5 separate regions of the Homo sapiens genome follow, and regions 1, 2, 4 and 5 are each linked to region 3. A link is an interaction called in ENCODE POLR2A ChIA-PET data of the cell type or tissue named here. Cell type or tissue: MCF 10A. All regions are shown on one strand. Links, peaks and the distances in the headings refer to the core of each region. The heading gives the core; the rest is flanking DNA.

Evidence for each region. ChIA-PET counts read pairs that join two places held together with the same protein. Peaks named below come from ENCODE experiments on the same cell type or tissue, not always from the same donor. Only the 100,000 strongest peaks of a DNase experiment are listed, where the experiment ranks them.
Region 1: POLR2A ChIA-PET joins it to region 3 with 55 read pairs; 5 of 35 experiments call an interaction of 5 or more read pairs at or near these places.
Region 2: POLR2A ChIA-PET joins it to region 3 with 16 read pairs; 4 of 35 experiments call an interaction of 5 or more read pairs at or near these places.
Region 4: POLR2A ChIA-PET joins it to region 3 with 13 read pairs; 7 of 35 experiments call an interaction of 5 or more read pairs at or near these places.
Region 5: POLR2A ChIA-PET joins it to region 3 with 18 read pairs; 5 of 35 experiments call an interaction of 5 or more read pairs at or near these places.

Annotation. Positions count from the first base shown.
Region 1 is chr5:135,136,572-135,142,771 of GRCh38, forward strand. All of the region lies in intron 2 of PITX1-AS1 (PITX1 antisense RNA 1), which reads left to right. LOC124901072 (a long non-coding RNA gene) reads left to right here. Exons shown (of 2, transcript XR_007058944.1): 2 at 340-483. Among named protein-coding and RNA genes, the nearest start is that of EPIST, 100 kb to the left of the region's middle. In MCF 10A, for the core only: no CTCF peak of the experiment used is centred there; DNase peaks (open chromatin) are centred at 1,780, 3,460, 4,430, 4,980 and 2 weaker places.
Region 2 is chr5:135,153,631-135,159,830 of GRCh38, forward strand. All of the region lies in intron 2 of PITX1-AS1 (PITX1 antisense RNA 1), which reads left to right. Among named protein-coding and RNA genes, the nearest start is that of LINC02900, 91 kb to the right of the region's middle. In MCF 10A, for the core only: no CTCF peak of the experiment used is centred there; DNase peaks (open chromatin) are centred at 861, 3,201 and 3,671.
Region 3 is chr5:135,031,042-135,037,241 of GRCh38, forward strand. PITX1 (paired like homeodomain 1) reads right to left here and starts at 3,187. Exons shown (of 3, transcript NM_002653.5): 1 at 2,672-3,187; 2 at 235-467. The coding sequence starts at 2,840. PITX1-AS1 (PITX1 antisense RNA 1) reads left to right here and starts at 2,233. Exons shown (of 6, transcript NR_161235.1): 1 at 2,233-2,499. RefSeq lists a silencer at 693-900 and an enhancer at 2,071-2,703. In MCF 10A, for the core only: no CTCF peak of the experiment used is centred there; DNase peaks (open chromatin) are centred at 2,060, 2,480, 2,590 and 3,330.
Region 4 is chr5:135,184,459-135,190,658 of GRCh38, forward strand. All of the region lies in intron 3 of PITX1-AS1 (PITX1 antisense RNA 1), which reads left to right. Among named protein-coding and RNA genes, the nearest start is that of LINC02900, 61 kb to the right of the region's middle. In MCF 10A, for the core only: a CTCF peak has its summit at 2,586 (motif pointing left); no DNase peak of the experiment used is centred there.
Region 5 is chr5:135,124,588-135,130,787 of GRCh38, forward strand. All of the region lies in intron 2 of PITX1-AS1 (PITX1 antisense RNA 1), which reads left to right. Among named protein-coding and RNA genes, the nearest start is that of EPIST, 88 kb to the left of the region's middle. In MCF 10A, for the core only: no CTCF peak of the experiment used is centred there; a DNase peak (open chromatin) is centred at 3,434.

The sequences.
Region 1 (6,200 bases), core at 567-5,566, 110 kb after region 3:
TGGCAGCAGCAAAGCTCTAGGCATGCCATCAGCTCCCATGAGGCATCCCGAGTTTTTGGGTCTTGCAGGCACCTCACAATTCAGTAAGCCTAGTTGTGCTGTGATGCAGGATAGCACCTCATCTACACCATAATAGTACACTATTATAGTAGATATCTGTTCTAGCCATACTGTGCTCACATGCATAAACTCATATGACCCTAATCCTCACTCTGGAGTAGCACCCCTCCCCCCTCCCCCGCCCACAACACTACTTTGGCCCTGGTCTCATTGTCTTCATTATCTCAGATTTAAGTTCATTCATTCTTTCCATGTTTTGTGTGTGTTTCCTCCCTCTAGGATGGAAGCACTGTGGTGGCATGGATCTTGACAATCAGTGTGGTATCTCCTGTGTGCAGAACATGCATGGCACAGGGTAGGAACTCACCAGGTGTTTGTTCAATAATTGAATGAATGAATAAAATGCAAGTTGGACTTTTGTAACAGTCTGGTGAATTAAGTGCTTCTGTTATCCCATGTTCCAGAGCAGGAAAATAGGGCTCAGTGAGATGAAGTGATGGGCTCATGTTAGCTGGTAGGTCCCAGGGCTGGGATTGGCACCCCATGCATACATAGGTCAGGTGGGTGCAGGTATCACCTGGTCGCAGCGCGTGTGGGTAGACCCTGGCACGTGTAAGGGCCGTGTGCGAGCAGCACTCATTTTGTTGCACGTGGCATGTTGAGATGGAAAGGCTTTGCAGGAATTTTGCTTTATAGGCACACAAAGGCCTTTATTACCCATAATGTGGACATGGGTCCAAAGATGATTCAATTCTGCTTTCTACCAAGGGGTTTGTCAGAGGCCCCTGTGGAGGCTGGAGCTCCGGGCCCTGCTCTGAGGAGGCTTGACCCCAGAGAGGAAGAAGAACTGGCTGCCGTCAGGGCCTGGGGTAGCTTGGGATAGGGCAGGATGGGGTGGCAGCGTCCCTGGAGTGAAATGCAGGTTTAAGCAGCCTCAGTGGGAAATGTGACGTTATGTAGCTCATTAAACCCTACAGAAGCAGGGAGGAGAGCTGCTTCTAATTATCAGGATGAAAATTAATGGAATAAAATCTCTAGCCAGGCTGCCCAGTGGTGGAGTAGGCAGGGATTTTCCGTGGCCGGGAGATGTTTGGGGCAGTCATACTGGAAGGAAGGGAGAAAGCCCCTAACTGTTTGCAAATGAGGGGCTGGGGCTCCAGAAGGGGTCCTTGCTAATTCTCACAGCATTTCCCCCTTGACTCAGAATTAGGAGGGAATGAGCCTGAGTGGGAAGCTGGACAAGGCTTGGTTTGCAGAGACTTGAGTCAGGAGATGGCTGCTCTGGTGTCCTCGCCAGCCTCAGGGCTGGAGGGGACATTGGATTTGTCATCCTGCAGAGGTGGATGTGAGCCTTTCAGTTCCTTGAGGCTGCCAGTGAGCTTCAGACCTGGGGAAAAGCTGAGATGGAACTTGAGGGGCTTTTGAGCATTTGCCTGAAAATCTTGCCCTCAGGTGATTCAGAGAAGCTCAGGTGCTGTGTCTGTAAATGGGCAGCCCAAACTTGCCTTGATTCCTGTTTTTTCCATAGGTCCTGAGGACAGGTGGGGTACCTTGGTTGTGCAGATCATAGTGATTGTTTTACCAACCTTCTAGCATTACTACTCCTGATAAGGGTGGCACAGGCCTGGAGCTGAGAGCCGCGGGCTGAATCCTGGCCCTCTAGGTGAATCAGAGCCTGTTGCTTAAATGAAGGAGCAGGTCTGGTTCGTGTCTGCCCTCCTCCCAGCTCAGCCATGCACTGCAGGTCTCATGTTGGAAAATATTGCTCAAATGCTGCCTGGCACCATCTGGCACCATCCAGAGCTCAAGAGAGTGGATCATTTGGCCAGGCAGGAAGTCTGCTCTCAGATGATCTGACCTGGATTAGGATAGTAAATACTCAATACATGTTAATTATTGATAACAACCTAAGAGATGGATACTATATTATCTCTATCTTATTGATAAAGAAAGTCAGGCTCAGAGAGGTGAGGTGACTTGCCCAAAGACATATAGCCTAGAGGCAGTGTACTGTAACTCAGCAGTGTGACTCACTTCCAAGCCCAAGTACCGCATTCTGTTGCCTTCTTGATGGGTGAAGCAGCCATCTGAGCCTAGAGTTCCTTTTAGGACCCTCAAGCTTTCCTTGCAGCATATCTGGACTTCTCCCATCATTGTCAGGAGATGGAGAGGATAGCTTCATTTGGCCAGTGAAGAAACTAAAAGGCTGAGTGGCTTGTAGGGCTCACATTGTGCATGAATTGGCACTTGTCTATAGAAAATGGTGCCAGGACAATGGGTGTATTTTGGTTGAAGTAGTTGGAGCCCTTGGATGCTAGTGGTTCATTACAGGGGCCATTTCTGAGTTCCCTTGGTCTTGGGAAACTGGTTTTCCTGTGCCTGGAACCCAAGAAGACATCTGTGGTTCCCTGGGCTAGGAGCTCCCTTGGTGGAGGCTGCCTCATGGATGGGCCACCCATGGTGTTTGGTGGCAGGGTCTCATGGGTCAATGCACACAGCCCAGGACAGAGTGAACAGTGGGATGTGCAGGGCTCGACTGGCCAAGCTGAACTGTTTTCTTGGGTTGTGTTATATTTATTTCCACTAATCTACTCCTCTTGCCTGTTTATACAACACAGAGATCTAATAACATGTATCTGAGGCCAGAGTAAATGAGGAACTTTTTGCAAAGAAGCATAAAAGGAAAGAGATCTTGGAATACCTAGCTAATCTCAGTTGCTGTCTCTGCTCTGAAGCCCTGCCTTTGAAAGCTCTATTTCTCCTCCCATCCTCTGCGAAAGCCAGATGAGACTTCTTGACATTAAGCAAATGCTGGTATACTGACTTTGGTGTGGGGTTTGTACATGTGCCTGTTGAGAGCTGGATCCTTCCCGTGGGTGGATGCTGGCATGGTGGCTCTTCCATCTAAGGATCCATCTGGAAAAGTGGCCGATTTCATCACTTACGTGCCAGGACCTCAGATGCCGAGGCAGGGGAATGCTGCAATCTAAACATTTACATTCTAAAAAATGGGAAATCATCTGCTTCGATATAAATTAGCCAGGGCCTGACGGGTTTATTACATCCTGGAATGCTTTCATGAGGCTTTCAGAGGGGTCCATGGTGCAGGCGCAGGTCTCCAGCTGGGATTGCCTGTGGCATGCTCCTGGGGGGACCCACTTGGAAAACACAGGCAGGGGGCCAACTCTTCCTCAACTTCCCATGGGCTTGTAATGGATTAGAGTGTGAAATGGGAACAAGGACATACAATGCGGGACCCTAGGACAGTGAAGCACCCTGAATGACGAGCTTCTTGAAGCTGATGGGGAGAGGTCGGTCAGGGAAGAGAGGTGGGAGGAGCCAGGTGCACAGGCCCAATCAGAGGCTGTGGATGGAAAGTGGAACAGGAGAAATATGCTCTGGGATTTCACAATAACAGGGTATGTGATATGACTCATTGAGTGGGAAGAGGGCAAAGGAGTGTAGCAAGAAATGTTGAGGAGGGAAGAGTCGTACATCCTCTGGAGGAGTTTTCAGACAAGACTTGGTGTGAGCCCCTGGGGTCAGGGGCTGGATTTGAACTCTGCTGGGTCCCCTAGAGTGGACTGAGCCACCCTCTCTGCAAAGTCCCTAGGACTGGGCCGATGTTCCAAGGAAAGCTGAGTCCTACGCTCAGGAAGTTTGAGATCTCAGTGAATAGGTAGGAAAAATACACAAACATAAACATACATGCCTAACTGTAACAAGTTGTGAACTCATTTATTTTCCCTCCCTTTGTCGTATCTTATATGCACTCACATTTTTCTGTAGGTTTACACAGATATATGTAGAACAGATGCTGAATAACTGATTTTGGAGGAATTTGATTTGATGCTAATGATGAGTGATCTGGGATATCAGCTATTTTTCACTTGTTTGGAGCAAGAACCCTGCTTTGCACAAGGGGTATTATTTTGGTTGATTTTATTCAGAGCAGTGGTTTTCAAACTAGCATGCCTTAGAACCACCTGCAGGGCCTGTTAAAGAAGATCACTGGCCCCCACCCACCCTTGGAGTTTCTGCTTCATTAGGTCTCGGGTGGGTCCTGAAAATTTGCATTTCTAACAAGTCCCAGGTGACTCTGTGTTCCAGGGATCGCACTTGGAGGACAACTGATCAAGAAAGAGAGAAGTGCATGGGCTTTGGTGGGAATCCTTTACACAACTTTGCTGGGTCTGAGAACTTGTGATTCATGCCTTTCAGAGGATGAAAGAGGATTCACGATATCCACGGAACCACTTCCTTGTTTTGAGAAGGAAGCTGGTGCCTCCTATAATATGGGCAGAGCCGGCTTGCTGCCACATGAAGCAGTGCCTGGCTTTGTGGATTTGCAGATTCATTCAGCAGGCATCTGCCAGCATCCACTCTGGGTCCAGCCCTGGGTATGACGTGTCTTCAGCATTGGGGAAGACGCTCAGGCGGAATGGTTCCAGCATCAGTGACTCTAACAAGGGTGGGGGTAGGGTACTTCCTTGTGCCCAGCTGGGCTGCCTGCTGTGGGGGTATGGGGCAGAGACATGACACAGTACTTGGCGTGGGGATGCTGGCTGTCCTCTGTGCCCTCCCCACCTGCTGATCCCTGGCTCCACCTTGGTCTCCAGGAACAGCTCTGTACCCCTCTGGGAAGTCAGATGTTTCCCTTAAAGCTTGTGGGTCCCAGCAGACTCCCCACCCTGAATGTCTTGGCTATCAGACCTCAATCTGTCCCCTACAAACAAGTCCTCCTGCCCTCTGACCTCTGCTCTTGACAACAAACCATGTGTCACAGCATCTGTTTTGCATACATTTGCCACCATTTTCACTGAAGAGTAAACACAGAGCTGGACTTTGGGGACTTGTGGGCGGTTCTTCCTTGAAAATAGGCCAAGCCCAGAGCTTAGAATAGGACAAGGAGGGGCCTACTTGGAGGATCACTGAAGGGGTGCCAGAAGGTGAGTCAGGCCACCTGGGTTCCTGTTACATGATTCAGGCAGGCCCCTCCTTCTCTCTGGCCTCAGTTTCCTCCTCTGTCACATGAGGTGTGATGATGCCTGTCCTGCCCCTTTCCTGTCACGATGGGGAGGCTCCAGTGGGACATGCCCTCAATTTCTCCCAAATGTGCGTGAATTGTTGAGGGCACCTGGGATGCTGAGGGTGTCAGGCGAGCAGGTGGCTCTGAGGTTTGGGGGTGAGGGTGTGGAAGCCTCAGGGAGAGGCAGGGACTAGCTCTGAAGTTTAACATGGCTCTGAGAGATACACTGAGCACCTAGGTTGAAACCTGCAAACTCAGTAAGCCTAGACGGCAGGCCACATTTCTTGACCTCTCTGAGCATCAGCCTCGCCCGGAAAAAGATAAACAATAGTGCCTAGGTCTTGGGGTGACGTCATGTTTACCGGGCACTCGCTATGAGCCAGGCCCTGTATTTGGAGTTCAGTTAGGGGTGAGGATGACGACAGGGCTTATTGGGTGGCTTCAGGTATCAGCTGCAGGAGGCAGGTGGTGCCTTTAGATGAGAGACCTGAACTTCGGCACTCCCAATCATGCCATGCTTCCTACTCAGTCCTGGCTGGCCCCGTGGCTAGTGGGTAGAAGTCAGTAAAAACCCACTGAATGTTTATTAGGCTAAGACTGTGAGGAGGAAAGTTAGGCTCCTCTGGTGCCCTAGTAGTTTTTGATTTTTGTCAAAGGAGTACATATTCATAGCCCAGCAGCAATAAGTTTCTCATGAGAAGCAGCAGCCCCGCTGGGCCCATGGCCCTCCCTGCCTGGTTTCTGCTTTCTATCGGTAACTTTTTAATCCTTTTTTAAATTAAGTTTTTTTTAAAATCCTTTTAGTGTTTTTGATGATTACCATATTTCTTAAAAAGATTACTTATCTCACCTTTTTCTTGATTTTTAAATTTTAGTTATTATCTATTGACTTTCAATTATAGAGGACAGGGAGTAAGTTTTTCATACCAGTTCTCTTCTGACCAAATAGATACCCACACACTCCCCCTTCCCCAAAGCACAGCTGCCTCCAGGCCTCACTGTGCAAATACCCACGGTGGAGCTGTGTAGTGTACTGGAATCACATTTTCATTTTCCTCAAAGATGTTTTGTTTTCCTTGGAATTAGGTGCATAGTATCTGATTTTGTCATT
Region 2 (6,200 bases), core at 611-5,610, 120 kb after region 3:
CAACCTAGTGGTATGAACTGAAGTCATGCAGATATTGGGAGAGAGATTTTAAGGTGGAGAGAGGACCTTCCTTCACACTCTTGGGGTTACCTCCAGGTCAGACCAGTCCTGGTCTTGTGGGTAGTGACCTTGTTTGCAAGTGAGTCACAGTGAGGACCTATCTCCTTCCCCAACTCCGTCCTAGTGTTGAAGTTGAGCAGGATTAAACAGGGTGTTGAGTTGTGTCATTCTCCTGCCTCTGCCTGGGGCGGGAAGGGTGACTAGCTCTAGTCTAGGTTGTGGCACAGCTCTGGTGAGAAGAGGGGGAGGTGGCCTAGCCAGGAGACTTGTTTAGGGTAGGTGTGCACTGACAGGACGTGAGGACAGATTTGAGAGCCCTTCCTAAGGAGGGGACCCTTGTCCCTGGCTCCCTCTCCCTTCCTCTGCAGGAGTCATCCAACAGTGATGATGAGGGGCATCACCTTTGTTGTTTAAGCCTCCTCCTGTTGGCTCTTGGTGCTACCCAGGGCAGCTCCTTTTATCCCCATGATACAGATGGGATAGTCGAGGCCTAGAGGGTTGAAGCTGTTTGTGTGGCTGATTCTAGGTCAGAACTCATGATCTCCTGACTGTGCTCTGCGGTCTTGGCGATTGGCAGATGTGCCTGATTGGCCTCGGAGGGAGTCGTGGAAGGTGGGCACAGCTCAAGAGAGAGAGTGTTCCATTTGCTCCCTTCCCAGCGGAAAGGCCCTCATCTGCTCCCGCTGGACTGGGCGCTGCTCTGGTTCCTAGCCTGTGGCTTAGTAAGTGCTCAGGAGAAGTCAGTTGAATGAGTGAACAGTGTTTGGAGGTATTTCTCAAACATGACTAAACTGCCCAATGCACACAGAACTTGAATCATGACCTGAGTTGCATAACCAGCAGGGTTGTATGTTCTGCTGCAGTGGAAAAGGACTGAATTTCTATCCGGGTGGGAAAGAAAGATAAAGCTCTGTCAACTGAGGCATCTTATGGTGGACCTACCACTGCTACTTCCACGTCATCTATACCAGCCCTGGGTACTCTTGACCACTTCACCTGTGTAGATCCTCATCTTGGCCTCATTGGTTGTTCTGTCCCAGGGAAGAAATGTTGACTTAAAAAATAGGCTGGCCTTCTGGGATATTCTTCACTGCAGCAGCCCCATATTCAAGGTATGATGAGGTGGGGGTGAGAAGATGTGCTCTCTGAAGGACTTTCTAGAAAGAAAAGTCAGTGGCTTCCATCAAACCAGGAGCTTCCCACATGGTCTCTATGTGGTTGGCTGTGGGAGCGTCCAGGGTACCTGTTCCCTTCAGTGGAAAAGCAAGCCAATTAGCTTCTTTGGGCCCTGGGCCTCTTTTAAGATTGTCCTGGGTCATGGGCCAAGGCTGTGGTCTGCGCAGCTCAGAGTTCTTCCCAAGCAATGCCTTGGTTCAACTGGTGGAGCTTTTTGGAAGGAGGAAACCGTGGACTTGACGGCATTTGGCAGGTAAACCGTAGGTGCTTGGATGATTTTTAGAATTGGTATTGGGACCACAAGGGCAACACGTGTCCATCGTATACTAATATGTGCCACAGCCTCATGATAGACACAGGGCCTGGAGCTCGAGCATTGAGGAGGGAGTCCAGGTGTGTCTCCTCTGTTATGCCAGGCAGCTGACTCCCACTGGCAGCATTTTCCCAGGGCAGAGACCCACACTGTGCCAGGTCCTGTCCTGCTGACAGGCTACAGTGTAGGGCTCATAGAGCCAGCCCCCAAGGTCATGAGGACAGGGGAGACAGTTTACCACATACCAGGCCAATGATCAAGGTATCAACTCATCACAACCAGATTTGGTTTTATCTTGCAGAAATTTCAAAATTGAGCAAGATTTCAAAATAGTTATTTCACAGAGGTTTCAAAATGGGAAGACCTAAAGCCCTATCCTGTCAGCCTATCCTGGCCTGAGCTAGGCCAGGGTGCTGTCTGGCTCCTAACTCCTGTCTTTTCTCCCCAACCTCTTGCTACAGCTCTGTAGGATTGGGCTCCAGGTACTAAATCCTGCCTGATCTTGGGAAGGGATCATAAGCCATGTGCATAACAGCATGTCCTGAGAAAGGGCCCAGGGCATCATCTTCTGCCATGTACAGCAATCTCTGTTGGTGGCTGGGGCACTGACCTCAGATCCAGGCTTGGGCACCAGTTCCCACTTGACTGAGTGGTCTTGGGGAAGTCCCTTCACCTGCAGGCGTTGGTCTTCCTACCTGGACAACAGTGGCGATGGTGGGTTGCACCAGAAAGTCTCAGCCAGTCTGTGGTTCCAGGCTCAGTATCCTCACACAGTGGTATGCTCGTCCCCATTTTCTAGCTTAAGCCATCACGCTTCCTAGATTGCACCTGGCTATGCTGGAACAAATCCAGCCCCACTGGGAAGCCTGCTTTCCTTGTCTACTCCAGCACACAGTGATTTTCCTTCCTTGTGATTTCCATTGACCCATTCACTGGACACACTTCCTACCTTGTGCTGTAATCTCTCTCTCTCTGTCTCTCTTCTCTCTCTTTGTAAGTATGTTTTCTCCATCAAGATTGGGAGCCCAAGTACTTCCCTCCTCCATGGCATGTGGACATACTTGGAATCCACAAACATGACAAATAACTCAGAATCATGGTGATCTAGGGAGTGAAGTATCCTGTGCATCATATATTTTTCCTTGGGTTCTAACAGCTTTCCTTGGGGCCTAGCATGAAGTGATTTTGGTGGTTCCTCATCATGCCTGCAATTGTGTGGTCTTTTCCGCCTGAGGGTTGCCACAGTGTAGCTGCCCTCTATCCTGAGGTGCCCAGGGACTAGTGAAGGACAGGAATCGGGACAGGGCCCCTTGGGTCCCACTGCACAGATTCCCATGTGCTCACTGCTCCCCAGCCCTTCCTGGAGGCAGGCGTGGGATGGGTCTGGAGGGAACAAGGACAGCTAAGTCATTGCCATGGATTTAACCGGCTGGCTGGGCCCATATATGCACAGATTGTGGGGATGTGGACTCCTCCTTCCCATGCTGGAAATGGGCCCCAGAAAGCTACCACCTGCCACTTCTGTTGGGCGGGCGGGAAGAAGCTTGCACCATAGATACTGTGAAGTCTGCAGGTTTCACTCGGTTGGGATTTGTCATCTGGCAAACAGTCAAGTATCTGCCATACCTGGCCGAGTCAGCTGCAGCCTTCATGGCCAATCCGCATGATGAAGTATCCAGTCAAGTTTTGGCAATTCCAAAGGTGTGGCAATCTTGGTTGCAAGGGGCCAGTGGGGAGCATTGCGACAGAGGCCCTTGTGCTGGACCTGCAGGACGCCCCAGGAAGAAGGTGGAGGGTGGAGGGCACCCTTGACAGTTGACATCTGTGTCAACAGCGCCCAGTGACACACCGGGGGAGGACGAGCCTGCACTTGGCAGGCCAACAATGAGCTGATTGATGCAATGAACTTTCCCCTCAAAGGCCCCACCACTGCCTGGGGAGCCTGGGCCAATGGTGGTCTGCCTGCTTCCCCTGTAGCGATCCGCTGGCAGCCTCAGAGCAGGGAATGGGGGTGGGTATTGGCTCCTGATGGGGTCAAGACTTGTCCAGGATCCTCTAGGAGCCTGCTGTGGAGTAAGGAGAAGGCTGGCAGCTCCTGGACATGCAGGAACAAAGGCCTGGGAGAAATGAGTGGTGTATGAGTGGGAGTGGCTGGGCCCTGGGTGGGTGATGTGTCTACGGTGCCTCCCACCTGGCATGAGGAGGGAGGAGCTTCATGAGCTGCTGGGGAGGCAGGTATGTTTGTCCTCCCATAAAATGTGGCCCAATTTATAGGGGTTGCAAATGTTCCCTAGAAACCTTACCCATACTGCACGTCTGGGCTCAGTTCAGCACTGGGGATGAAAACCTTGGCCCTTCTTCTTAGACCCTGTCCCTCCTTCTCCATGTATACATGCATGTGTGTGCGCACACACACGCTCTACCTTGCCAGCTGAGGTTGTATGATTCATGTTGCTGGGGAGCTCAGACTACTCAAGGCCATGGTGCTGGGAGACTCCATATCTGGGTACGGATATTTAGTCTAAGCAGGCCTCAGGTCATGGGACCCTCTAGTTGACTCTGCTAACAAAGACTTCTCCACCTACTTTTTTTTCTATGCTGTATCCCCAGATGAAGCAAGCCCAACAGACCTAGGTTACTCAACAGGGCCCTTAAAACAGGTCATTGCCTCTCTCAGGGTCTCAGTGTTACCACCTGCTCAATGGGGCAATAGTGTTGGCTCAGTATGGATCTTGGGATTGTGTGAGTTTCCAGAGAAAAAGGGGAGAAGGTCCTTTCAGAGCTGAGCAGAAGACTAGAATTCTCCAAAAATCCAAGTTTGTCTAGCCCAACTCCTATTTGAAACCTTTCAAGGCTCCTTCAATGGTAACATTCAATGATTATTTTCAGGAGAGAGGCCAAAATGCTTATCAGAATCCACCCTCTGCTTATCTCAGTTCTTCAATGCCACACTATTTCCCTGTCCCCTTGTTTTCTACATTCCATCCATGCTGGCCTCTTTCTTAATATCTGACATACAGAGGCCTCATGGTGGGATAGAACGCGGAGACTATTGGCTTCTTTGCTGGGAATGCCTTTCTTCCTACATCCCTCTCTTTTTCCTTTCCATCTGGTTAACTCCTGTTCATCTCTTGGTTCTTAGAGCAGTTGTCCCTGTAGATATTTTCTACCTTGTTTTTTATTTTTTTATACATCATAAACATAATTTTTTTAATAGACTCTGAGAAAATTCTGTTATCTGAAATGTAAATCTGTTTCAGTATTTTGATTCATGATGTCTTATTTCCTTGTGTGCCTGGTTATTTTTGACTATGTGCTGGTCATTAATGCTAAATTATTTTAGAAATAATTCATTCAGAGAGGATTTTATTTGCTTCCTCTGGGCTGTGGAGTGCTGTCTGTTAATTTAAACATGAGATTCATTTAACTCTCGGGTTATTTGAACAGGAGCTACAGGCTCACAAGAGGGCTAGTTTATTTGTAGTTCACCCTCATGCTGGGAGTAAACCCCTTTATGGGCTCATTTTACATAGGTGGAATTGACACTTTGACTTTTGTACCCCTCATTTTAGAAGGTCACCACCAACTTCTTCCAGATCAGAAAATGTCCTCAGGGCTAATGTGGCTTTGAAGGTTTGGCTTATTTTTTTATGTCCTCACGTTTTTATAAATTTTGGTGTGGTAATTCTTAGCCATGTTATAGCTTTTTGATTCTTTTGAGAAAATTGAATTTATTCAGACTTTTTCAGGTATCCTCTGTAGGAGGTTGGTTCAAGTTCACTAGCTCCTCCTAAGGGAGCAGAAGTCTCTTGGTATAATTGTAACTTCTCTAAGGAAGCATTCTCTGACTTCCCACATGGATCTGGCTTCCTAGTTATGTCTTCTACTGATAAAATGAGGCTATCTCCTTACGAGTTCTCACAATGGTTGTACTAATCAGTTCGTCTGTATGGTTATTTGGTTAACACCTCTATCTCTACCTCCAGACTGTAAGTCCATGCAGGCAGGGGCGGGGCAGATGCCTATGCCTGTTTTGGTAACCATTGTATCCCGAGCACCTAAAGCAGACCTTGATGTGTTATGTACTCAAGGATTACTTATGATTGGAATGACTTCTACTTCCTTTACTTGGTCCAGCAAGTTTGTTTCTTGTGTACCCTCTTTTTTGCCATTACTTTAAATATGCAACTCAGTTATCCTCTACTTCTACCTTATATTTTTGATCCCTCAGAAATCAAGATGACCCTAAAATGCACGTGGTAGTTAACAACATGAGCTTTACATTCAGAGAGTTCTGAGTTTGATCCTTGCTTCTTCTTAGCTATGTGGTATTATTTGAGTCTCTTAAACTCTCTGAGCTTCAATTTCCTCATCTATAAATCAGGAAAATAATCATGTCTATTTTATTAAGTTGGTTTTAAGATCAAATAAAATGATGCTTAGCATAATGGGTGACTTTGGTGGGTGAAATGAATTGGCACTCAGATCCATACCACCCTCCTTCTAGTAAACCTTGCATACAAATGTTAAAAAGTATATGTCTCAGATTCCCTATGCCAAAAGTATGAATGCAGATGGGTTCTATCAGTTAGATGTATGTGTGTGAGATTTGGAAGGCAGATATGAAGTAGAGACTGTCTTCTGTCTTGGC
Region 3 (6,200 bases), core at 423-5,422:
TCCGAGGATCAGGTAGGATGAGGGTCAAAGGGGTTGAAGGTCCGAGGCGCCTGGAGGCCTGGCAGACGCTAGTGGGCCAGGGCCTAAGGTGGGGATCTCCGGTGGAGGGAGGGAGCAGGTCTGAATGGTGGGAGAGTGAAGTTCTGCTTGTGGGTCTAAGCTTTGGAGGGCTGCAGCAGAGGCGGCCCGGGAGCCCTCTGCGCGGGTGCCCTTAGGCGCGCACCCCTTGCTCACCCGCACGCGCGGCTCGGTGAGGTTGGTCCACACGGCGATCTCCTCCCTCATGCTCATGTCGGGGTAGCGGTTCCTCTGGAACGTGGCCTCTAGCTCTTGCAACTGCTGGCTTGTGAAGTGCGTACGTTGCCGCCGCTGCTTCTTCTTCTTGGCTGGGTCGTCTGCGCCGCCGCAGCCCGTGCCTCCCGCACCACTGTCCTCGGGCCCCTTGGGTTCCCCGCCGCGCTCCTTCTCTGCAGTAGGCAGGACGGGGAGCGGGTCACCTGGGCTTACGCCCCGTTGCACCCCGTCCCGGCTCCACCGAACCGCTCGCCACCAGCGCTGGCGGTCTTCCCTCCCTCCCTCCCTCTAGGGTTCCTGGGAACTGTCCCCACTGGAAAGCGCCCGCCGGGTGCTGGTCGTCAGTAGGCACCTCTAGTCTGGTGTGCCGCGGAGAAGAGCCCAAGAATCGGAGCTGGAGCCGCGGGCCTGCGTTCCTGGCTGGGCAGGGCCTGCACCCTTAGCTCGGCTCAGATTCTGACCCTGCTGCTGATGTTCCCAGCAAATGTATGCTTTTTGTTTGTTTGTTTTGCGAACTCTTAGGGGGTCTAAATCTGAGGGGGTCTCTGCTTTTCTGAACTAGGATCAGATCTCTCCAGCCTAAAGTCCCTCCACTTTCTTCTCCTCAGGGGTGTATGGGAGCCCCACTGGGCAGGCACAACACAGCCGGGTTCTCGGCCTTGCTTCCAGGCCTCCAGTCCCAAAGCCTAGAAAACCCCACCAACTGCAGCCCAGACAGACAGACTCTGTCTAGGTGACCTCGGGCTTTAGTCTGTCTCTCTTTGAAGCTACACAAAACACACGCAGTCATAGAAACATTAATACATAAAGAAAAAGAGTTTAAAAACAAAACACAGAAGCCCAGAAAAGCTCACAGCTCTATGCCTAAAGACACTGAAAGGGCCACAAATTCTCAAAATCAGACAGGAAGAAACACAGAGCAAATGTAAATTAAGAAGCCAGAAAGCTCCGTACAAACACACCCCTAACTAAATACAGAGCTGTAAGTGTATAAACTCCAGGTTGACAGAAGCATTTATTTCTCTGGGATTTAAAAAAATAATGTACCGTTGTAGATAGATTTTTAACTCCTTCCCAATAAGGCCCTTGTAGAGATAATTTTTAAATCCCAGAGAAACACATTATAGTTAGATAATTTAAATTCCCCAAATAACACCACTGTAAATGGATTTTGAGAAAATTCCGGAGAAACGCGCCATTTTGGATTGACTTTTTAAAATCTCCGGAAGAATAATGTTGCATGTAGATATTTTAAATTCCAGACCTACACTTCGTACGTTAATTCTTTCAGAATCGAAAGATACAGTTAAAATTAATTCATCCTCATAGATTTGGTTCAAAAAAATCAATATACGATTATATATCTCTCTAGGTTTTAAAAATAAAACCAACCAAAGACCGCGCTTAAAACTTTTGAAAACAAAAGTAGAGTTCAGCGTTGATTATGTTTTAACCAAGCAAACAACCTCTCAGAAAAATCACTTAGGGATGCAAAAGAGAAACAGATACTAAGAAAGTGGAGAGAAACATTCAGCTGTGTATTAAGAAATGAACGCAGAAGAGGCGCCCACACCGGGGAGCTCGGAGCCCCTCCGGAACCCGGCCGGCTGCGCTGGGCAGCGGATTCGCTGCCCCACTGCCCGCGCCGGCCACCCGCGGGCCCAGTTCGCTGCTGGAAAAAAGCTCCAGCTCGGACAAAAAAAGGCAGCGCGGAGGGAGACGCGCAGGAGCCGGGGCGGGGGCCAGAGCCGGGCTGCTCCGGGCTTCGGCCGCGCACGTGGGCCGGATCCCTTGATCGGCGTTCCGGCTGGCCTTGCTGGGAGTCCGGCCGCGCCTGTTGGCCCGCTCGCCCTCACCGTCCTCTGTGTCTCCCTTCTACTTGATGACCCCTCTCCCCCCGTTTACCCTTCCCGCCCGCCCCTTCTCTTTGGTCTCTTTCATTCTGTCGCCTACTGTCACGGTGTTAACCTCCCTCTCTGTCTCTCTGAGTGCGTTCTCTCGCCCGTCACCCCTCTTCCTTTCTCGGTCTCCTCCTCTCCCTTCGTCCGAGCCGCTCCTTAGCGCCCAGTTGCGCAAATCAAATTCTTTCCCGTTCTATTTACTCCTGATCAAGAGGGGCTGTCAGTCCAACCCTCCAGCTGTAGGCTCGTGCATCTGCCAGTCTCTTGGCGCGTGGGGACCGCGTGGAAGTGCCTTCGCGTGTGCGTAAGTTTCCGCGTTCACCGTCAGGTCGAGAACGGGAAAAAGAAAGCTCCTGACGCTTCTGGGGCGGAGAGGGAGCTTGGTTGCGCGGCGCGGGCGTCAGGCCCTGCTCCCAGCTCCCCGTGCTCCGCGCCCGGGTAGGCTCTGTGCGCGCCGCGCGGGGAACGGCGCTTACCTGGCAGCTCCGTGTCAGACGACTCGCTGGCGGAGTTCTCGAGCGGCTCGCGGGGGTCGGCGGGCCGGGCCAGGTGGAAGGCGGGCCCCATGTCATGGGGTGGCGGCGGCGGCGGCCGGAGCCCCTCCGGCAGCCGCTCCAGGCTCATGCCCCCCTTGAAGGCGTCCATGGAGGTGGGGACCGCGGCGGGCGCTCCAGGGGCCGGGGCTGGGCGCGCCCCGCCGCCCTGGCTGCGACCTGCGGGGACAAGAGCGCAGCGCCTAAGCGGCTGCCCTCCAGGGCTGCCGGCGCCTGCAGCGACGCCGTGCCCGCCCCATGGACCGCCCGGGGCTGCGGCGCCGGGCGGGCAGAGGCGGCGGCAGCTTCTCGCGACTGGGCGCCTGGCTCAGCGCTCCGCGCTGCGCTCCTGCCGCTCGGGCCTCAGCAGCCCGGCCGGCCCCGGCTCCGGCTCCGGCTCCGGCTCGCGATCCGGGGCCGGTTTCTAAGGCTCCGGACGGCGCCGGCAGAGTCTGTCTTAAAGCGACAGCGCGCACAGCCAGGTTCCAGCAGTCCCTGCGCCAGGGGTGCTGGGTGGGGTGGGCCTGGGTGGGAGGGGGCTGGGGAGGGAGCGAGCGAGCGAGGGAGCGCGGGCGGAATCCAGCCCCAAGCCGCCCGCGCCGCCGCGCCCTCACTGCCGCCCTCCCTCCCTCCCTGCCTCGCCCGCGCCCTCCCCCTCCGCAGCCACCTTCCCGCCGCCTCCCCGCCCCCCGCGGCCTCGCCGCGCCTCTCCCTCCTTCCCCGGTGACACACCGAGTTCTCCCTCGGCCTCACAAAAGAAACGCATCTGGCCTGCGAGTCCCGGGCGGCTCGTGCACACCTCAGGCCTCAAATGACTTGTTTCGCCTAGAATCAACTCCCGTCTCGGCCGCCTCGAAGTCCCCAGCCCTGGCGAGAACAGCCCAGGATGAGTGAATGTTTGCCGAACAGGATCGCACCGAGCGGGCGCCTTCGAGCCAGCGCCGGGGCGGGGGCAGAGCCCGGGGCCCGTTCCGGCAGCTCCCAGCGGTGTCCTCGTCGAGGGGCCGCCTGCCCCTCCTTCTCCAGCCTCTTCTCCCGGGAACTCAGCCCGGCTGAGTGACAGCAGCCTGCGCTCTAATGGGCCCCCGGATGCTGCCTCCTAATTAGCTTGGACCTTCTCCCCTACGGCTGCTTCTCAGGCCTCCCTCTCTGCACCGCAGTCAATTTTCCGGGATTGGGATAGAAATGATGGCTTCTAATCAGACGAAACGTTTCTGCTGGCTCTAGGCGTTTGGAGAATGCAGAAGGAAGACCCCAAGGATCCCAGCCAGACCCCACAGCCTCTTGTACCTCTCCCCTTGTTTTACACCTTAGGCCTTGGCCAAATGGGCCAGGCCTGGCCTTGGCAGGCATGGGGTTGGCCTTGGCAGCCTTTGCCCTCCTTCAGGGTAGCTTTGTCCCAGCCTGGGGCCTGCGTCCTGGCTTCCCAGGGCTTCAGGCATAGGCCTGGTAAGCCAGGTGACTGCTGTCTCCCAACCCTGGGCCAGCAGCCCAGGAAGCCCTCAGTCTTCCAGCTTCTCTCCCACACAGTGGTAGCTGAGCTGCAGCTCCAATGGGCCTTCACTGGGCACAGGCAAAGACATTACTCTCCCACTCCTAAGAGTGATTCCCTCCTCGAGTCCTTGCACGTAGGTGAAGTTTGTCGAAGGATTTTGCTCAACAATTGTTAGCTGGCCCCGAGACCTCAGCGTCTTGAGCAAACAGGCCACAGCTGGGGCGGCAAGGCGCCGCCCTGACCTGCTCCTCTGGCCATAGGCGGACCCCAGACTGCCCTCTGCCCCTCACCTGTGATCAGCTCCACCAGACACAGCAACCCAAGGGAGCTGCGCCAGGATTGTCTGCCTGGGAAAGAAGCAGGGAGGTGTCCAGTGTCCTCACCCCAAAACCCAGTGCCTCCTCAACTCCTGGGTGGGTGGCACTGACTGTGCAGGTATCAGCGTCTGGGGCACTCTGCAGGTTCTGCCTTTGAGTCCTCGTCTTACCCCTTCCCATCACAGGGAGACACCCAGGGTCAGCTGAGCTCCTTGTGGGGGCTGCTGGGGCCAGGGTCGGGCATGCAGGGTGGAACCAGGCCTGCCTTCCATTCCCTCCACGTTAGTCCAAAGCACCCCCACCCCTACCCCCATCCCCATCCCCATCCCCATCCCCATCCCCATCCCCATCCCCCGCTCTGGGCCGTGGAGAGACAGCACAGCTCCTTAGGGCCTGGTCCTTTCTCACTGTGGGTCTGTGACCACAGGATGCAGGGTCTGAGGCCAGAGGGAGGACACTTCTCAGGGGTTTGGATTGGGGAGGCTCAGTGACTCCTGCCTTCTTCCAAGCTGAGATCTCCCTCCATGAAATGAGTCTTGGCTACGGGGAGGGGAACATGGGGAAGCACAGTTGCCCAGCATTTGCCCTCAGCCCCACCGTTGCCATGTTTCTTGGCCACCTTTACCACGAGTCTCCTGCAGTAGAAGATCCCTCCTTTCAAGGAGATATTCAGGTGTTGCAGCGTGCTAGGGAGTGTCCCTTCACAGACCATTCTTTTTTTAGCTGTCTTACCAAAAAGAACAGCCTGAATGCAGACAGCATGGGGGCACGCACACACACACACATCCTGTACATCCATGCGGAGATGCTGTACACACACATGTATTCACTGCACTATGGAAGTGCTGAGTTTAGGCATATATGTGCTACTTGGCATGAACGCGGGCTGGCAGGGGATAGGAGGTGTGTTCTAACCCTGCCACATGTCAGGCCAAGGTGGGAAGCACAGTGCGTCTCTGGGTAGAGACTTAGAAATGAATGGTCTGTCTGTGGGCCTCTAGAGGAGGTTAAGACTCACAGCCTTCTCACTTGCCTTCTCACTTCCCAGAGGGACCAAAGTGACTCTTTGGGCCATCCCCCAATGGGGACTATTCTGTGAGCAGCACTCACTGCTTAGTCTGAGGGGCGTGTTTCCTCACTGTTAGTGCATTTAATGCAGTTATTGAGCACCTGCTGTGTGCCCCTCTGGGCCCAAACCTCTGGCAGGGCTCCAGGCAGGCACAATAGTCCCTTTATTTGGTGATCTTGATGCCTGCTGTGTAGAAGGAAAAGCCCTCAGACCATTTCAGGTGAAGCCCCATATCCTCAGGGGACCTGAGACCCAAAGAGGAGCTGGGGCTAGTGGGGCCTGCTGGCAGAGTCTGTTCTGCTGGGCCTGGGCAGCACTGAGTGATCAAGGAGTGAGGAGGCAATTGATTGTGAGGAGGCTGTGGCCTGATCTTGGGCGTTGGCTGGGGAAGGGACCTGGACATGCTCTCAATTCTTCCCCAGCTACACTCACTGGCCATTGTCCCAGTCAAGATAGGGGCTTCTTGCACGCTCACAGACACGTCACACATACAGGACAGAAAACAGCACTCTTTCAGGAGTAAGCAGAGGCTTTGTGTTCCCCCAGCTGTGCTATGTGACCTGTGTTTCCCTCAAGGTTAAGGCTTGATCT
Region 4 (6,200 bases), core at 500-5,499, 150 kb after region 3:
GCAAATCCTGATTTTGATCTGGCAGGTCAAAGTCCACACTTCTCTGTAAATCAATGCACACCATTAAGCCCACTCTTTGTTTTTTCTCCTTCCAGAGCCTTCTACCTACCATGCTTAGAGTTTAGTCTTGGAGATCATTGTTTAATCAATATTAAACCATTCACGTAGTTTAAGTGTTTACTTATGTGCTTTGAATCATTGCTTGCAGTAAGAACAAGTGATGCCCCTAATCTGCCTTCACTACACTCCCCAATACCCTAATTATGTAATTTAGAAAAGAACATTTCCTGACAGCAGTTTCTCAGTGTGCAGCAACAAATGCCGACTGGGGACGGGACAAAACAACCCTGTAATAGCTAGCACATGGAGCCCGCTGCCTTGGTCCAGGCGGCCCTGGCTTGGGGCAGACGCCCGTCCATTTGGGTTAAGGCTTTCAAATGATGGCATATTAGTGCCAGTAGACGTAATTCCACATGAAAGGAGCTGAAGCTAATAGCCCATCTCCAGTCTCTCTTAGTTTGTGGAATAGGCCCTCATTGCAAATTATTACTGACCCAGACAGTCAGGAAGAGATATCTCACCCAGCCGGGGAGACTGACGCAGCCAAAGACGTATGCAAGAGGCCAAGGTTTAGACTAAACTCTGCTTTATGTCCTTGCCAACCCCCACCTCTACAGTCCAGGGGCAAGGCCTGAGTGTCCCCAATACATCCTTATTCCTTTTGGGGGCAGTTTGGAGGCTAGTGTGCCTTTTCATTCAAGCAAAGTAGGTATTTGAGGGGCTATGGGGTATCATGTTATGTGAGGGGCAGAATCCATGGCTTTAGATTATATTAGTTTAAGTACCATCTAATGAGGGTGGTGGTTGTGGGGGATAAGGACCCCAAATGCCTTTCTCCTCACCAGCCTGCTGGTGTCAGTGACTCGTATCTCAAGGCTGCTGCCCGGTGAGCAGAGCCCAGCTTGGCCTTCTCTGGCCAAGTGAGGCCTAAATGCTCACTGTGACCCAAGCTGCTTCCATAACAGGAATGAAAATCTACCTTTCCTGCTTCCCCTTCCCCCATGAGTGGTCCAACAAATATTCCGTTGCTATAGAAACCCAGCGGAAGGCTGAGTGGCCTCACCTGTCTCAGCAGGGTGATCAGTCAGCATTTGGGCATGGGTGCACAGCCGCTTCTCCCAGGCAGAGCCCAGCAGCTGTGGGCTGGTGTTGCTATGCAGCCTGCCAGCTGCCTAAAGCCCCAGGCTCTTGAAAGTCCCAGAGGATGGGTAGGGGATGAGGGAGAAGCAAAGTGAGCTGAGGAAATTTAAATTTGGCTGTGAATCTTAAACCAATTCTTTAGCCTTTCTAGAAGCACCAGTTGCTATGGTGATGGAAGCGGTGCCAATTGCAAGAGTTGTTTTTGTGGTTAGAGTGCCTGTCTTAGACAAAGGCAGGGAGGCCAACCCAGCAGCTTCAGTCCTCACTCCCTTCTAAGGATTGAACGTTGTCAAGCCCTAGCTCAGGAGGAGGGGTGACAGCCTTTCAGAATGCCCATCTTGCCCTAGCAGTTATTCTAGGGGTCTAGGGTCCCAGAAGGGAGTGGTCGCCAGGCATTCCAAGAGAGAACCCACAAGTAGGCTTACCAACAGAGAAAGGGCTAGTCAGTGATGGCAGATTTTGGAGTTGAAAATTTCTTTCTCGAGGCAAACTCACAATACAGTGTTCTTTATGGAGCCTTCTGCCACCCAGAGTCTGGTCACCTGCCCTTAGGGGTCTGCTCCTTCAGGCCACATTTTGACTTAGGCCTCAAATATCAGATCCCCTGAAACATTTCCTAAGTGACGGAATGGAGGCCTTTTCTATAGCCGAGGTGCTTGTGTAGCTCGTTAACTCTCAAAGTGTTTTACAAATATTTATTCACCTTAGGTCATTTGCAAACCTAACCCCTGTCATCCCACCCCAAGGTTGTCCCCTCCAGCCTAGTTGCCCAAAATGAAGTCAGAAGCCTTGGACTAAGAATTCCACGTTGGCTGATTTTGAAAAGCTTGCCTGAACGGTTTATTTCTCTAGTCTGTTCTTCTTAGAGTTCCAGAATGTGTCAGGACTTCCCAGTCCAGGCATGCAAAGCCCTTTGCCCTCCCTGCCAGAGGTGAGAGTATTTTATTTATGAATTCATTTTAAATTACTTTCAAAATCACTTTTAATCAAATTAAGACGCTCCCTCTGGGATTCTGTCAAAGCATCAGAATAAGAGGGCATTGGCTTGGAGCAAGGTATTTTAGGACAGGTAACCAGTTCCCATTGACTTGCTTTCCTGGCTGACATGGACAGGTAGAGAAAGCCTATGTCATTTTGCTCTCTGAGATCCCTGAAGTGTATTTATTTCCTTGTAAGGAGGAAGGTCCCTGGGAATTGGAGGCCTGGATCCCTCCCAGGGGTGAACTCTGTGTGCCGAATGTTGGTGATATTTCTCCCAAGACTCACCCAGATGATTGCTGGGCTCCTGCCCCTCCCCATCTTCCCAGCAACCCACCACACTGAATTGATTGGGTTTACTGGCCTCAAAGTGGCCAAACCTGAATTTGCCTCAGCTTCTGGTCAGAACTTCTGACTAATGAAGGCTGACCCCTGGTGAATTTTCAGAAGCCATGACTTGCCTGCACTGAGCCTATTCTGCTGATAAGATAGGCTTTTGTGCAGAGCAGGCAAGAGGGTAGCAGCTTCAATAAGGTCCATATCAAGGTGATACTAATCCTTCGGCTGGCTAATGTTTGCCAAATAAATAGCCTCATTAGGAAGGGCTATAAAAGCCCGATAAGATTCTTCTAATTATCCCCCAAAGCACAGATACTTGGGGTTTCAGTTTAGCATAATAGGAGACGTGGAGAAAAGAGGGAACAATGTGTGTAAGTGAATATTTTCAACACCGGCCTCACCGCCGCTAACAGCGGCACATCTAGCATTTCATATTTTGCTTTGCCAGAGCAGCAAATTGCTGAACAGAAGGGAAAAAAAGACAATTACATATTTTAGGTTACTATTTCACCTTTGCAAATCAATATACAAGCCATTAAAAGTACATTTTTCCATGAATGATAAGTGTAATTACCTCTTCTTGCCATAAAAACTTGTCCTTATTAAATGTAAATATTTAAAAATGATTGAAATATACTTGAAGGGTGCTTTATAGCTTGATTTTATATGCTGACATCTGGGTTGCCTTTCCTAAAACACTCTATTTCTTGGAGAGTTATTAAATTAGTATTTTGAAAGGACTAACACTAGACTTGTTCCTTGTTTCCATTTTAATTTCGTACATATTTAGATTTACCAGGAATTCGGAGAGGGTTTATGTTTAGCTAATGCATCATTATGTTTGCGGGGCTTGCACACACGTAGAAGCCATGATATTGTTTGCAGAGGGAATCTTTCAAGAATTGGTAACTGCATCTCCACATTTATTTTGTACCCTTGCAAAGTATAAAAATTGAGATTCCAAGATTTCTGGCTGTAAATGTTTAATTTTCCAATTCTTCTTTTGAGCAAGGAAGATTGTTTTAAATATTTACTTAGCTTTTAATTGCACATCATTTCAGATAGCGAATGCCGATCAGTTTTATTGTAGCTCTGTCGGAGGTTATTTAACTCTTAGAAAGATGTACACTGTGATACTTTTTTCAGCTTCACTCTTTGGAAGAGATTTTTTTTTTCTTTAAACATTATTATTTTTAGTTGCTGCACTCTACCTCTATTTTTGGTAAGGTAAGACTGTTCAATTCAATACTTTGAGAGAATTTCAGACAATGATAGAAAATCTAATATTTGAAAATATAAGCTTCACTAACATACCTAATTCCAGATGGCAAAAAGACCTTGCCCAAAAATGTGAAAGAATTCAGTATGAGTGGCTCAAATATTTTTTCATGATAAACAAATATTTCTGGGATGGATGTGTTTCTGAGCTCTGCATAGGAAAGCAGCCATCCATGCAAGCCGTGCTGGGCTACCCTTCAAACCCTCTTTACTCTTTTCCTTTCACTATGTTAAATCCTTGAGATGTGTAAAGATGTTATGATAGGCAGTGGGTCAAGTAATCTGCACATGTAGCTTTTTATAAATTTTTCTTTGCAGAGGAAAATTTTTCTTCAAATAAACCTCCCCAAATAAATGGTTTGTAAAAACAAAAGTCTATTTGTTTTGAAATTGCACACAAGAAAACATGTTATAACAATATCTTTGAGTTCCGCCTGAGAAAAGAAATTTACCTATAGTCAGCGATTTCCTTCATGATAAGGCTTTAAAAAATAAAGTTGTCTCTTGGGAGAAAATAAACATAGCGAAGTGGAGATATTTATAATGAGGTGCCTTTATTCACTTGTCCAGTGGAACTGTTTAACTGTTGTTTTATCTCTCCTCTCTTTCTTTCTTTATAATTATGTTCATGCAAATTCCTGAACCTTAAGCATTTTAGAAATGTGTTATCTTAAATTACACAGATACTTCTTGAATGTGCAAATGTGCCATTTTTTCCCCCACTTGAAGTAGAAACTGTAAACAAGTCTTGAAATTTTTTTTTGCCCAAACTCGTGGCAAAATGTCTGGGGTTTGGGGCTATTTTCACAGTGCCACTGAAGGTGAGCAAACGAATGGGAACATGCGCCGATCACCAGTCAGTGACTTGGGAATTTTTCAGGAGGCATATTTTCTTACGTTAATGCTTTTGTAGATTCCATCGATGTTCAGACATCAAAGGGCATGCAATTAATAATGGGCATCTGGAGGGCCGATCACATGTTTCCGATGTTAAAGTGGTGAACGACAGGAAAATCGGCCACGGTCAGGTATTAGCTGTAATCATTTTTAACCAACAACGAAGGCTTCTCTTTTGTGCCTCTGCTCTCAGAAACGCAAGCCTTCCCATACAAAAGGGTCCCATAGATGCTTTTCTGCTAGTGAATGAGTGAGTGATAAATGATTTGTAGACCTACGTCTCAGTGTTGATTCAAATAACCTTAATTTCTCCAATAAACTCAAACCCAATTTTGTGTGAAACCCCACATGGACACAAGGCAACAGACAGTTGTATTATTTGAATCTTTAGTTAATTCTTTCAGGTTTGCTCCTTTATTTGTATTTTTTAAAAAAATAAACGAATATTTTCTAGTACTAGAATAAGATTGCTTCAACCAAAGGTGACCTTATGAGTTATTTATTTCCTGTCTTTTATAGTAGCCTGTTTATCTTTTCCAAAGTGATGTATGTTACCCAATTCCAAGTAATATAAGATATGCAGGTAAGACTGTGTTAAAGCTCAACAAAAATGTTCTAGAGAAATACAGTGCTTTGGGCTCTAAACACTCCAGCAGGTATAGAAACCTGCAACTCTTTAAAAATAATTCTCATTTGAGTAGGTCACAGATAATAAAGGAACACTTGTTTCTGGGAAATTAAAAAAATGACATGAGGGGAAAATATTTATTTGCTTTCTACATTGGTCAAATGACTAGTGGATATTAAAAACCTGTAAAATAGACAGATGCAACCAATTCTCTTTCATTAACAAATATTGCAATTTCACAATAAAGTAAATGCATTAAAAAATGTCTACACTTCTGAGAAGCTGAAATGGTCAGAACTTGAGCTTGCTTTAAATGTTTAAAGACTGATATTCTAATCAGTTGGGGGAAAATTATTATTATAAGTCTTTAAAGAACTAACTTGAATTTTAAAGCCTCCTTTGGCTGTTCAGGTAGCAAAAACTCTGATCAACTCTGTGTACATTTCTGTACATTTGCCTCTTGACTCAATCTGCCCGGTCACCAGCTTTGTTTTCTTTCTAAGTATAAGCCGTATGTATCGGCAGCACATTTTAAAGTTAATTTGAAGCAGGGTCTATATTGCCGTCAGCAAATATGTTATAAGCTTATTATTTAATAGTGATTCCGGGGTAAGGCCATCATCTCCTTCCTAAATCCAAATATAAAAGTTGAAATCGTATTTGTTAAAACTGTCATGTTGAATTTGTGGCCCAGATTGTTTTCCCGAGGCCTGCTGGGCCAGAGCTCGAATGCCGCTCCCAGCTGCAGACACCCCAGCCCAGGAAAACTGCTCGCGGCTGAGTCGCTGAGCCTCTCAAACCGCCTGCTTCCCCCAAACAGAGCCACGGCCCAGCCGGCTCGCTCATGGCTTTTCCACATTGTAAAATCATTTGATTTATT
Region 5 (6,200 bases), core at 396-5,395, 94 kb after region 3:
CTTATTGTGAGGTGCAGCCTCGGGCTGGGCCGGCATCTGTGGAAGAAAATCTGTCAGTTGTGTCGAGGAAGGGAGCACACTCCTTAGGGTGGAATTTGGAACAGCCCCCTGTACTACTTCCACTTGGGGGAGGTACCCGAGCAAGGGGCTCAGACCTTAGCGGGCACATACTGGCTTCCTGAGTTGGTGTAAGCCTCCCTAATGTTTTCAAAAGCCCTAGACAGCAGTAACTGAGAGGAACAGCCTTTTCAGACTCCTGCCAGGAAAAAAAAATCATGCTCAGAAATCCATTTGTGGGGAGTTTGAAGTTTGAAGCCCTCCAGCTGCAGACGGGCAGCTTGGGTGGTCGGGCGGGGTGGGGTGGGTGTCCTCGAGTGGAAGGAGAGTGTCGCGTGGGACAGCTAGGGAGTGTGACTAGGAGAGTAGCAGTTTATTTCATAGCAACAGTGGAGTTGGCATTTGACAGACCTAGGTTCAAGTCTTGGCTCTGGCCTGAGCCAACTGCAAGATCTTAGGCAAGTGACTTAGCCTCTCCAGATCTGTTTACTTATCTGTAAAATGGAGACAATAATACCTCATTGGTTGTGAAGAAGATTAAATGAGACTATGTATGTAAAGCTCTTGGCACAGTGCTTGATACAATTAGTGGAAGTGGGGGTTACTGATATTATTATACCAAAGAGATCCCAAAGAAACACAATCCGTGCAAAACTGTGTTCTCTATGCAAATGCAGCCTCCAGACAAGTTCCTAGCCCTACTTCTAAGCAGATGGCCACCTTCAAGCCTCTGTTTATGGAAATTCTGGTGCCATCATGGATTAATGTTGGCGCAGACAATAACATTTCAAAATAATTTGCCACTTTTTAACTGTCTGGCAGATCTGGGTGGAAAAGGACCCTGGATCTATGGTGCATGCTTCTTGGTTCAGGAGAAGAAGGCAGATTGGTAGCTGGTTACATATACCTGAGTAGTAAAAGATGGCACAGGCTGAAAGACCATAGGGAAAAGCAGAAATTGGGGCCCAGAATGGTTTCCCATACCCTACCCCAATAATAATTAGAAAAGGCAGCCAAGGGGAGGAAAATCATTGAGGGCCATCCTTGGGTTTGTATGAGCCTTTGCCATTTTTGTATTCTTGACATGGTTGCTGCCCCTCAGCTGACAGTTCTACCCCCATTTTACAGAAAAGAGATGGCTAAATCGTTTATTCCAGGTTTCACGGCTAGGAAGAAACAGAGCTGAGGCTCAAATTCAGGCCTGTGCCCCGCCCTCTCCAAATACACTCTTTCAGAAACATGCCATGTCCAGGAATGCCAGGTGGATGGAGGGGTGTCCACATGTTAACATTCAGGCATCGAGAGGCTAAGAGATCTCAGTTGGGCGTGGTGACCTGGGCGTTCTTAGAAGATGAAGAAAAGTGCCTGGCAGTTTGGGGTCCCACATGGCCTGGGCATTGCAGGGCCCTGTGTGTCTGTTAGTGCCTGTGGTCCCTACTGCAGCAGGCAGTACTCGAGAGGAGGCACAATTGCTCTAGGAGACCTTTTCCAGCCAATCTCATTCCCACATTCCCTGGGCTGCCACCCTGCCCCACCTTAGGTGGATGAGACGCTGGTGGTCTTTTGTGGTGATGGGGTGCAGGGGTGTTGGGGGAATTCAGGGAGTTGGGATGTGGAGAAGCCGCCTTGGATGAGCACACTGGGGTGGTGGCAAGCTCCTTTCCCGCTTAGTGGCTCCTCTTGGCCACCACATGGGGACAAGTCCCACTGTTACCACTCTCTCTATTTTGGCAGCCTCCGCTTCATGGTACCTATTATGGTTGCAATATTGCTGTCGTTGTCTGGCTGTTTGGTTAACAGTAGTTCCCACACTAGAATGTGAGTGCCGTGAGGCCAGGGCTTGCATTCAGTACTATACCCTTAGAACCTAACACCATGCTTGGTACTCCTTGTTTAATTTATTCTTTCATTCTCTTGATGTTCATATACTGAGTGCCGCTTGTTTTGTTTTTGTTTCATGCTGGGTGCTGTGTTGGGAATGGGGTGCAGTGGTGAGCCCTGCATTCACATCCCCACTCTTTTGGAGTTTAGTCTAGTGGTATCCTGGGAGCTCAAGTGTGCTTGCTGAGTGAGTGAGTGGTTCTGTAAGTGGTCCAGGAGGCCGCCTGGTCAGGACATGGTCACTGAGGCGGAGCCTCTGTTAGCTTTCCTGGGCAGTGGGCGGCGGGACTCCAGGGCTCCCCTCCTGAAGGTGTTCAGGACCAGTGCTCTGTTTCCCTCTGATGAAGGGGGCTGGCGGGGAGCCCAGGGCTCACCAGTCCGACCTGTTGGGGTTTCAGATTTGTTCCATCTGAGCAGTCGATTAATTAGTAACTGGAGCTACCCATCATCCCTGGCTCTTGTGTGAGTTGCTGGGTGCCCCTCTTTCTTCCTTTCCATTTGCTCAAATTGAGCAGCCTGATTCTGTGATATCATTTGAAATGTGGCCAAGAAGCAATTAATGTGCTGTTTGCTGACAAAGATTTGCCGCGGCTGCAGGGGCTGGGGATGGGAAGGCCTGCACAGGATTGAGGAGATGAGAGAGCAAACAAAGGTAGGGGAGGAGGTGCTGCTACTGGTCTTTGCAAGGGTGCCAAGCCCAGGCGGGAGTGGTTCTTCTTTCCTTGAACCTTCTCTCACCCTTCCCTGCCCAGACCCGAGTGCTGCCTGCAGGGAAGGGCCTGGGGGATGGAATGGAATGGGTTTCCTGTGGCCTCTTACGATGACAATTCTGATGGCAGCTGCCAGTTACTGAGCCCTTATCTTGTACGGAGTGTGCTGGGGTCATCCCATTCGATCCTTACAGCAACCCTGAGGGAGATGTGTCATAGGCCCATTTTATAGGCAAGGGCACTAGAAATGACAGGACTGGCCCCAGGTGACCCAGTCAGTGGTGGGGTGGGATCTGAGAGACTGGAAAAGCCTGCCTGTTCAGGCAGGTGCCTAGCAGGGATGGGAAGGGTCAGCCCCTGGGCCCCTGGTCAGGTCATGGTGACTTGTGTGGGGATGAGGGGCTAGATAAATGGCAGCATTGTGTAATTGATGGCTGCCTCTAGAGGGTGGTTAATAAGAACCAGGTGGGGTGGTGCTGACCCAACCCAGTAGATGGGGCAGAGGCCCTGGACAGAATGAGGGGCTGTGGTACGCCTGTCCCCACCCTGCGTGGTTGATGCCGTGGTGGGGCCTGGGGAGTCTTTCAAAAACCCCTGCAGAGGGAGCTTGTCTGATCCAAAGAGGGGGTGCCCATCCTCTATCTCAGTGGCTTGGGCACCTTGTGCTCTGCTTTTCATCTTTCTGAATGGCTTTTCGGGCCAGCCTGTGAGGAGTCCTGCCTGCCCTGACTGTTGACTCATCCTGGGTGGAATTATGTACAGAAATTAGTCAACAGAGGCCATTCCCGGGACCACAGGCAGCTGGCTGCAGGCATTGCGCAGGCGCCGTGCCTGCTGGGAGTGTCTTTTCGGACACAGAGCATGGGCTTCGTGGGTGCGCTTCCAGGGCTGGGATTTCTGCTCATTGCAGAGCCACATAGTTGGAGGCTGATGGCCTAGCCCATTGCCCCATGCCTAGTCTCATAGAACCTGGGTGGGACAGTGAGCTCTGGTCTCTTCCAGCATGCCAGGGAGAAGTGGAGACCCTTGGACTGGAAGTGCTGGCCCCTCCTCACTCAGCCCCTTTCCAAGTACCTCATTGCCAAGCACAGTGTGGGGAACTGAGGATTCGGGGAAAATAGCACATGGGTAAGTTGTCAGCGATCTTGGGGTAGGGGTGGGAATAATCTAACATAAATTGATGTAGGCAGGAGAAGCACTGTCCCATAAGCAGATCTGTGTGTTGATTTCCTTAAAGTAATACAGACATATGGTGAAACTGTCACAGAGTAGATATTACAAAAGGGTATGTGGTGATGAGTGCACCCCCCACCTGTTTCCAGCCATCAGTGTCCCTTCCCAGAGGCAACCACTGTCACTGGTACATCAGCTGTGCCCTCCCAGAGACGTGCTCATTCAAGCACTTAGGGGTCAGTGCTTAAGCGTATATTCCATGCACCCAGACTTTTGCTTTTGTGTACATGCTGAGCTGTCCTGTTATTTCCTTTCAACATTTGGTATATCTTGGCATTCATTTCATATCATCTTATACAGAGCCACCACGTTCCTGTTAACAGCTATATATTAGTCCATTGTATAGATGGACCATACAAGGTTGTTTTTTTTTTTTTTTTTTTTGAGATGGAGTCTCGCTTTGTCCCCCAGGCTAGAGTGTAGTGGCCCAATCTTGGCTCACTGCAACCTCCACCTCCCAGGTTCAAGTGATTCTCCTGCCTCAGCCTCCCAAGTAGTTGGGACTACAGGTGCATGCCACCACGCCCGGCTAAGTTTTTGTATTTTTAGTAGATAGGGGGTTTTTACCATATTAGCTAGGGTGGTCTCGATCTCCTGACCTCATGATCCTCCCACCCTGGCCTCCATATGAGTTTTTGACCAGTGCCCTATTGATGGGCTTTTTGGCTGCTTTCTGTCTTTTGCTATAATAAATAATGCTGCTTGCTGCAGCAAATGTCTCAGTAACCATATGCACCTGGGAGAGATTCCTAGAGGTGGAAATGCTGGTCAAAGTGTATATGCACATTTAAATTGGTTTGATTCTATCCTATTGCCCTGCCAGGAGACTGAGGTGATTTCCTCCCTCACCAACGAGGTACGAGTGGCTTGTTTCCTCATATCTTCACCTACACAAAGTGCTATCAGACTCGTGGATCTTTGCCAATCTGATAGATGACAAATGGTATCTCATTGTGGTTTTGTTTTGCATTGATTTGGTTGTGCGTGGCTCGGTGCAGCTTGCGTGGTGAACACATGTGCCGTCCCCGAGGCGGGTTCAGAAGGAGTGCTGTGTGACTGGCTTGCAAGGCAGGTCGGCACTCTCCAGAGGGCTCTCACCAGTACACATGCACTCAGTGACATGTGCTGAGCGACAGGAAGGGGCAAGGAGACCAAAGGCTGGGTGAGGAGAAGCTACTGCCTGGAGTGCTGGGGAGGACGTGGCTGTGATTTCACTTGTCCATGGTGACAGAGAAACAGAGTAGCCCCCAGACCAAGGGAAGAAAGTGAGGCAGCCTTCTCCCTGCCGTGCCTGGAGGGGAGTCCCACCTGCAGCCAGGGGGATAGATGCTGCATTGTGTCTCAGAGCGTTCTCACCCTTGGGACTCCAGCTAGGGCAGCTGCTTGTGGAACACGACTCCTTTCTGAGTTGTTGGGCTCCAGGCCTGGGCATCCTCGCAGCCCACAGCGTTCTGTGCTGCAGTGCCTACAGGGTGGTACACCTCCTTGGTGTCAGCCCGATGTATGGACCTGCTCTCCCTGTTCCTGGCCTAGTGAGCCATCTCATTAAGAGCTGTCTGTTCTCTATGCTCTGCCTCCTTCCCTTTGTTCCCCATGCCCCAGTGCAAGGGCAGCCCCTCAGCACATCACCCGAGGCTCCTCTCTGACCTCCCTGGCTGCAGTCTCCCCCCAGCTCATCCTTCTTAACCACTACAGCTGCCTTGGCTAATTCCTTGCCCCTTCATGGCAGTTCTGGGTATTGCCCCTCCTGCCTAGCAGGAGAACAAAGGCCAGTAATGGTCACTTCTGTGAGTGGCCCCTGCCTCCTGCTCTGGTCTCCAAATCCAGTCTCCCTCCATATCTACCTACTCACCCTCCCCCAGACAGACTCTGTGCCTTTTGGCCTCTGTGGCCTTTGTTCAAGCTACTCACCTAGACTGGGATCTTTCTCCTCTCTCATTTTCCTCTCCACTGGAGACTGAGGTCACGGGCTCTGTGACGGAGCCATTCTCCAGTGACAGATTTGCTCTCTGCCCAGGGATTGCTCTGGGATCAGTGTCCACAGTTCCTGGAACTAGTAGAGGTGGTGGTTGTTGCAGCAATAATGGCCAATGTGTGTGGTGAGTGGCAGCGGTGAGACTCAGTAATGGGTCTGCCTGAGCACTGGTGCTTTTGGATGCTGGAGATCCAACCTCCCTCTGGAGCAAGGGTTGCCTCCCTACCTCACTCATCAGCTTTGTATGTCTTGCCTGCTGTTGCGGCCACAGCTCTTGGCATATACCCAGCACATGTGTGCACTCAGTAACTGGTGAGTGAATGGACAAGGGGATGATGAGAGCA